Regions from separate parts of the Homo sapiens genome. Here regions 2 and 3 are each linked to region 1. Evidence: chromatin loops called from intact Hi-C (ENCODE). Cell type or tissue: natural killer cell. All regions are shown on one strand.

Region 1 (2,500 bases):
ACTGCCATTTATGTATGGGTCACATGGGTCACAAATCAATCACTTGACCTCGTGATCTGGATACCTTTTGTCGTCTTTGTCCTAGAGTGATAAGAGGAAGGAGATTTAGTCCCCACCCTCAGAGGTAGAGAGTGTGGGTTCTTCATTCTGACTGGGGAGAAACGGTTCCTGCCCACAGGACGCTGCAAGTTCCCAAGGAGGGAGAAGCATCCACATCGAGGACACAGACGCAAAGCTGCCAGGAGACAGGCAAATATGGGCAGAGCCACACTGCACAAACACGATTCACAATTAACCAAGGAGTTGGAGTGAAGGTGTCAGCAGGAAATAGCTTGTTGGGCCTGGGAGTTTTGAGCTGAGCTGGATTTGGAAGGAAAGAGTTCTTACTAGCAGCAACAGAAGACAGTCATGTGCTGCACAGTGTCCAGTACTGTGCGAGGCGTTTGCACGATGACCGCTCACCCGCGGTTCCCCTCCCTGCTGGAAGGATCATCTCCAGCATGCTCACCACTTGCTTACTAACAGAGGCCCCAGACAAACAGCTCGCCACAGTACACACAAGAGGCAAACTCCAGATGACTTTATTTACACAGCTTAAGCTTTTCAACAGGGTCAAAGGGCATTCTCACAGCACATGGGTGTGGCCCGGGAAAGGCAGGTTCTGGAGGGGGCTCCTGAACAGGTTCCTCCTCCCTGGCACCAAGTGACCACCTGTAAGTCTGAATAGCACTTTACAGCTTGCAAAGCTGTTTTACACCAAGCAGAACACTCATCTAGTCCTTACAAGGCTCGAGGGCAGTATCCTCCATATTTTATGGAGAAGGAAGCTGGGGCCTGAAGAATTATGAGACAAATTTAAGGCCCCAAGGCAGAGGCAAGGATGTCCTTTCTACCACCCAACAGTGGCCTAGCATCACAGCCTTCCGGCCGTAGACTTTGGGATGCAGAGCATTCAGGGACTATCAGAGTGCATCAGTGAAAGGCCACCTGGTCATCTGCATTTCAATCTAGCTCTGCACATTTCATGAGAAACCCAAAGAGGGAGGATGCAGAGCGACAGCGTCTGGGAAGGCTGCCCGCCTGGGCTCTGGCTCTTGAGAGGAGACAGGGAGGCTGGCCTCCCTTTTCCAAATGCGGGTCACCTTTGCCCCGGCCTGGGCATTGTTTGGGAGAGGAGAGCCTGGCCCTTGATGGCTGGCAGCTGTTGCCCTCCCCAAGAGCGCCCCTGCCCTGCCGGCCCCTCCGGAGTCTGTGCCCATATAAGGGAAGCACTTCCCGGCAGCTGAGGTAGAGGCTGTGACGCCCCCAGTCCACGTCAGCGGCCGGCGGGAGGCGGGAAAGCCCAGCAGAAAAACAAGTGACGCGGCGCGGGAGGGAGGCGGTGGGTGGCAGGTGGCGGGAGGGAGTGGCCGCGCCTGCCTCGTTAACCCCTGCCCAGGCAGCTGGAGCCAAGGACTGAGCGCAGCCAGCCAAGGTTGTGGGCTGTCTTTGCCCTTCTGTGTGAATGGGGGTGTGGAGTGGGGAAAGTCGGGGGCCAGGGGCTGCGCTGGTGACACCTGCCTGAGCACTTCTGTCCTGGGGTGGGTGCAGGTGTTTGTGCTCTGGAGGACCTGCTCTTTGGGCGTCCAAATGTGTTTCACAGCCTGTGCATTTTGCCTGGTGGTGTCAAGGACGCATATGACATGGACAGCCATGGTGTGTATTTTTACTGCAGAGCCCAGGGATTTTCCCATAGGTGTTTAAAGACAATCACATCTCCTATTGAAACTCAATCTCTTCTGTCCTGAAACAAGCAAATAAAAAGAAAAACTGGCATCTGTGTTTCCAGAGAATCCCAGAAAGTCTCAGAAGAGGCACTGCTGTAAGGCGACTGGCTTCTCATTAGCCAAGTGGCCTCCCCATGTCTTCCCCAGACCAGTCAAATAAAAAGGTCTGGCCTAGGGGCTGACGGAGAAGCAGCCTGAAAAACGAGGGTTTCCAGAGGCCTCCTGCCAGGCAGAGGCCAAGAAAAAAACAGAAAAGGAAGAGAAACTGCGATGAGAACTCAGGGCTCATCATGGAGCCTTCACTGTCCTGGGGCAGGTTGGGGGAGGCGCTCTGATTTCTGAGTCCAGCTGAGCACTCAGATAAAGCCTGTTGGAGTGCTGTTCTCAGAGGCCTGCCTCGTCTCGCCTGAAATTATGGGTGTGCGTGCCTGCCTGTGGTGGGTTGGGGAGTAAATTGGGTAGCTCAGCCTCCGGGGAAAGTCCCCAGGGCCTCCCAACCATCCCTTCACACCCACAGTGCTTAGCCACCCACATTCGCTCCTCTATCTAAGGTCTACTTCCTCTCTCTACTTCCCCTGGCCCAGTCTCTCCACGGTAGAGAGTTGTCTGGGGGGACAACTCACCCCATCCCCAAGCTCTGGGTGCTGTGATAGAGTGGGAGTTTGAGGCATGAAAAATAGCTAGTGGCCCTCCTTGGCAGGGCATTGGCCGAGGATGTGGCAAGTTTGCTTTGG
Region 2 (2,500 bases), 470 kb before region 1:
CAAACGACTGCAATTTTATTTTATTTTTTGAGACAGAGTTTCGCTTTTGTTGCCCAGGCTGGAGTACAATGACATGACACTGCAACCTCTGTTTCCCGGGTTCAAGTGATTCTCCTGCCTCAGCCTCCTGAGTAGCTGGGACTACAGGAGCATGCTACCACTCCCGGCTAATTTTTGTATTTTTAGTAGAAACGGGGTTTCACCATGTTGGCCAGGCTGGTCTTGGCCAGGCTGGTTCAAGAGTGGGGGTGATCCGCCCCACTCGGCCTCCCAAAGTGCTGGGGTTACAGGTGTGAGCCACCGCGCCCAGTCAGCTGCCAATGTTTTTAAAGTTTCAACTGTGGATGGATTTTTAATTTTGTTTGTATGAGATTGAAAGTAGTAGCAGTAATTCATACCCATGATTAGTTCTGTAAGATTTTACGTCCTAAGGACGTATCTTTATTACATCTATCACTACATTTTTTATTCATGACAAGTTTTTGGATCTCAAAACACATCCTTGGAAAACTCAGCCTTTTGTTTCTGTCATGGTGACACCTAGGAAAGACTGATGATAGGGTTCAGGGCCTCCGAGAGGTGAGAAATCCAACCAGTCTAAGCAACTAGCTTTAAGGGCCAGTGTTATCACAGTTTTTCCTCTACCACAATATTTTCTTTCTTTCCTCAATACCTTCCTTTCCCCCTAGCACCCCTGAGCAAATGCCTCCAAGCCTAGAGTTTGGTGGTTTAGTAGACCGAGCCTGGGTGTTGAGAGGTGGCAGCACTGCTGTGTAAGAAGCTCCTAAGGGTGGACTAGGACCTTCTGCCTAAATCAGGGCAGGGTGGAGCTCACCACCCTGAGTCACTCACCTGTCCAGGCTGCGGGGAGTCACATGCAGAGTGCTGGACTCCAAGGTCCTCCCTCTGATTGTCGAAAGGGTTGGAGTGACACCATCCATTGTATCAGGAACCTTTGAGATGCTCTCTGGCTTCAGCTTCTAAGTTTCTCTTAATCATAATCAGTTAGCCAGCATGTCTACCACTTCTCCCCACCCCCGCAACAAACTCCCTATCTCGTGTCTACCTCTGAAACGTCAGGCCAAGTTGACCCAACATACAAAAGCAACAGGTTTGGTTCTACCTGGACGTGGCTAATGCCCACTGCAGGAAGTGCGATCTCATCCGGACATGGTGCTTCCAAGTGAGGTGGCTCAGGGAGAATCTGTGGCCTCTGCCTTCACGTTTCTGGTGGAAACGTGAGGGGCACAGAGGGGGAAACTGCCAAGAGGCTCAAGAGAGGCTCCGTGAGAAGCTCGTCTTCCTTCAACACCCAAAGCAGAGTGAAAAGAGCAAACCACTTTGCCAGAATGGAAACAGAGAGTCAGTCACCGGAAACGACACCACCAATGTGCTAATGAAGCACAGGGCACAGGAAACTCTGCTCAGCTCTTAATCTGCTAGAAGAAAACATATCTTCAACCCACCGTTCCTGGGTTTGCCAGGTGCTCTGTGGTCTGTGATGAGTGTGATTAAAAATGGGGCAGGGTAGTAGAGAACTTGTGATTCTTCACCCTGAGTTTCTGAGACACTTAGAGTTGTATAAGTCTTCAGATTTACAGTATTTTCTAAGCAAGTCTAAGGAGCACTGGAGGTTGCCTTTTAGAGTGAAATGCAGATCTCCGGGACCCTCTTCTGATTCAGTGGGTGGAGGCTGCAGAGGGGGCAGGCTTTGGCTATCGATGCTTTCCAGGTGAATTTGATGGAGCTTTCAGGTGATTTTGATGGAGCTCATCTGTGTTTCATGTTTTGGGAACCTCTGCTCTGGGTACTACCTTAAGAATAGAAGTTATGCTGGGTTAGCAGGACCCCTGCTCCCCCAAGGCAACCTTCCACAGCTCCTGGCTGCTGGTGATCTCCTGTTCTCAGGGCTCTTCTGAAGATCAGTCACAGTCTTACTTGTCACACACCTGTCTCAGAAGCTGAACAAGTTCATCCTTAAGAGCTACCCAAAGTGTTTGAAGATTGTTCAAAATTTATTGCTAACTCCCCTCCCTTCTTGAGCCTACTAATCTCCGGAAACACTCTTTGCATCTTGGGAGAGTCCAAAGAGAAGGGGCCACTAAGACTGTTGTAAGGATGTGAAGAACCTCTCTGATTGCACTTTCCACAAGGAAATGGATTCCCAGATGAATGGAAGGGCAGACCAGCAGTACCCTCCTAGAACCATGCCTCCCTCCCATCTCTTCCCAGTGGACATTGAGGTCCTCAGCTTTCCTGAGGTGGCAGCCCCTGGCCTGTCTGCATCCAGACTCTCACAGAGTCCCCAGGGGCTGCAGACTGGCCATGGCTGGCTTTCCAGGGAGCTTTATCATTCCAGGTCCTGGGCCCCTTCCCTCCCAGGAGCTTCACCTGGTAGGAAGCAGAAATGGCTCAGAGGCAGCTGGTGCTGGAGCTGGAACCTGGGTCTCTGCCCACTTCTCCTTTGGATCAGGTCTGAGTAGGAACTAGGACTACTCAC
Region 3 (2,500 bases), 360 kb before region 1:
CCCCCTGCCTCGGCATTCCAAAGTGCTGGGATTACAGGCATGAGCCACCGTGCCTAGCCGTGTGTTCATATATTTAGATACAGGCTCACTCTGTCACCCAGGCTGGAGTGCAGTGGTGCAATCAAAGCTCACTGCAGCCTCAAACTCCTGGACTCAGTGATTTTCTTGCCTCAGCCTCCTGAGTAGCTGGGACTGCAGGTGCGTACTACTGTGCCCAGCTAGTATATTTTTTAGATAAAGCATATAAAGCAAGTACAAATAATATGTTTCTTTAGGCATACATATGGTTATCAAGAGAATGGTGAATACAACATTACAGCCCAAGACAGTGGTTTGGCTGGGTGATGAGGTGGGGGGATGGGATAGGAAAGGGTCATAGGTGGATGCAAATAAATGATAGTGATCTCATTTTTGGGTGGTGGGTTCAAGTGTGTTCATTAGGTTAATAAAAAACATTAATAGCATATATAAATAAGCAGTAAAAGCGAGGCATGCATAAACCAGTCAAGAAAATGAACTGTAGATTTTGACTCATCCAATTTTGTGCATCTGAGAAATAAACAAAAGAGATAGAACTAGAAATGAAAGACAGAGACAGAGAGAGAGAAGAAAAAAAATGGTTCCTATTTCTACCAGCAACATTTTTTAACTTGTATGATCAAAGACAGCCATGGAACTATCTAAAAATATCAAGACTCTTAAATAAGAACTTTTGTTGAAAATTTCATGGTCTAAAATAGCCATTTAACAACACAGTCAAGGCCAGGCATGGTGGCTCATGCCTGTAATCCCAGCACTTTGGGAGGCCGAGGCAGGAGGATCACTAGAGCCCAGGAATTAAGAGAGCAGCCTGGGCAACACAGTGAGACCCCATCTCTACAAAAACGCAACACGAAACAAAAAAACATACACAATATACTGCATCTGACTTTATTATCCTAATAAAAAAATATCAATCAACTTAAAAATTCTGGCCTTTTGGTGGTGGTAGAGGGAGGAAGGGGATGAGAGTGGGAGTACAGTGAGGGGCAGAAGTGCTGATCTGCATTTACTGCTCTAGGGACAGGAGGCCTGGAAGCTGCCCTGTGCGGGACTTCCGCAGCCGGCATGCTGAGCCTCGCACCAGCGAGTCCCGGGGGTGTGGCAGCCTCGCTCGCCCTAGCCCGCCCCGCTCCCCGCCCGCCCTCGCCCCGGGCCGGCCGAGTTCGGACCTGCAGCTCCCCCGGCCTCTGCGCGGTGCAACTCAGCCGCAGGCGCCGGGCTCAGCTGGCTACCAGCGCGGCCCGGGAAGCAGCTGGGGAAACAAACGCCTTAGCCCTGGAGGCCTGGCTCAGCACAGAAGCCCCAAATAAGGCGGGCCGACTCCACCTGGGCAGCAGCGATTGCTCAGAGGGGGCCGATGACTCACTCGACCCAGCCAGCCAAGCACCTCTCTCCCTCCCCAGGGACCCTCGTCCTGTCCCCCACCACATCACACCACACCACAACCCGGGGAACACACCTGGGGAACCCTCCCAGTTCTCACCCTGCCCCTCACCTGGCCTCCCTGAAACCAAACCCTGTGGCTTCAGTGGCTCAGCCGACTTCTCAGCACAGCTTCCCCGGGAGCGCCCGTCCTTGAGCTGCCAAAACCCAGGGGACCAGGGCCTCGCTCCAAGCTTTACGGGGCAGGCATGCTTGATAAATGTCTATTGATCAATGCATGCATTATGTCAGAGGACAAGGGCAAAAACTGGGCTGGTTCTGGGATGTGTGCGTGAAAGCCACTCCGTTTACATCACCATGGAAGGGAAGGCTGGGGTAAATCTGAGATGCTTCAAAACAGGCTATTACAGCGTCTACAAGTGAGTGTTCTCATTAGTCCTCAGCAGCTCTGGAAGAAGGGGAGGTAACCTGGAGCACACCCTACTTAGCGTATGGGGACCCTGGGCCCCAGAGTGGCGAGTGTGACATGCCTGGCCGGGTACGAGTGGGGGCTGTGGAGTTTCCGTGACCTCAATTTTTCTGGTCTGTAAAGTACAGCACTTGGTTTTTTGCTTGTTTTTTAGACAGGGTCTCTGTTGCCCAGGCTGGAGTACAGTGGCATGATTAAGGCTCACTGCAGCCTCAACCTTCCTGGGCTCAGTGATCCTCCCACCTCAGCCTCTTGAGTAGCTGGGACTACAGGTATGCATCACCAGGCCTGGCTATTTTTTTGTTTTGTTTTGTTTTGTTTGTTTTGGTTTTGGTAGAGATGGGGTTTCCCCATGTTACTCAGACTGGTCTCGAACTCCTGGGCTCAAGCTATTCTCAGCCTCCCAAAGAACTGGGATTATAGGCGTGAACCACTACGCCCACCCTAAAGTGAAGCACTTTTAACTTTTCAAAGCACTTCCATTTAGATTCCATACTCTCTCCTTAGATTATCATAACTATCATTTGTGGATACAAACTAATGACGAATGAGAAAAGTGAGGCTCAGAGGTTAAGTGACTTGCTCAAGGTCACACTGTTACCTACT

The links. A loop is a pair of places that touch in the nucleus more often than their neighbours do. Peaks named below come from ENCODE experiments on the same cell type or tissue, not always from the same donor. Only the 100,000 strongest peaks of a DNase experiment are listed, where the experiment ranks them.
Region 2: a loop joins it to region 1, with 4 times the contacts of the local background. A loop is called at or near these places in 3 of 110 quality-filtered maps.
Region 3: a loop joins it to region 1, with 3 times the contacts of the local background. A loop is called at or near these places in 2 of 110 quality-filtered maps.

Annotation. Positions count from the first base shown.
Region 1 is chr1:203,289,446-203,291,945 of GRCh38, reverse strand. No RefSeq gene overlaps it. Among named protein-coding and RNA genes, the nearest start is that of LINC01353, 3.5 kb to the right of the region's middle. RefSeq lists a silencer at 1,232-1,631 and an enhancer at 1,842-2,401. In natural killer cell, no CTCF peak of the experiment used is centred here; DNase peaks (open chromatin) are centred at 525, 1,345 and 2,235; H3K4me3 peaks cover 1,098 bases; H3K27ac peaks cover 2,500 bases.
Region 2 is chr1:203,764,007-203,766,506 of GRCh38, reverse strand. LAX1 (lymphocyte transmembrane adaptor 1) reads right to left here and starts at 1,324. Exons shown (of 5, transcript NM_017773.4): 1 at 853-1,324. The coding sequence starts at 941. RefSeq lists an enhancer at 1,082-1,441. In natural killer cell, no CTCF peak of the experiment used is centred here; DNase peaks (open chromatin) are centred at 786, 1,386 and 1,966; H3K4me3 peaks cover 1,826 bases; H3K27ac peaks cover 2,500 bases.
Region 3 is chr1:203,649,335-203,651,834 of GRCh38, reverse strand. The region is part of intron 1 of ATP2B4 (ATPase plasma membrane Ca2+ transporting 4); the gene reads right to left. Among named protein-coding and RNA genes, the nearest start is that of ATP2B4, 24 kb to the right of the region's middle. RefSeq lists a silencer at 1,134-1,303. In natural killer cell, no CTCF peak of the experiment used is centred here; DNase peaks (open chromatin) are centred at 1,504 and 2,174; H3K4me3 peaks cover 549 bases; H3K27ac peaks cover 2,500 bases.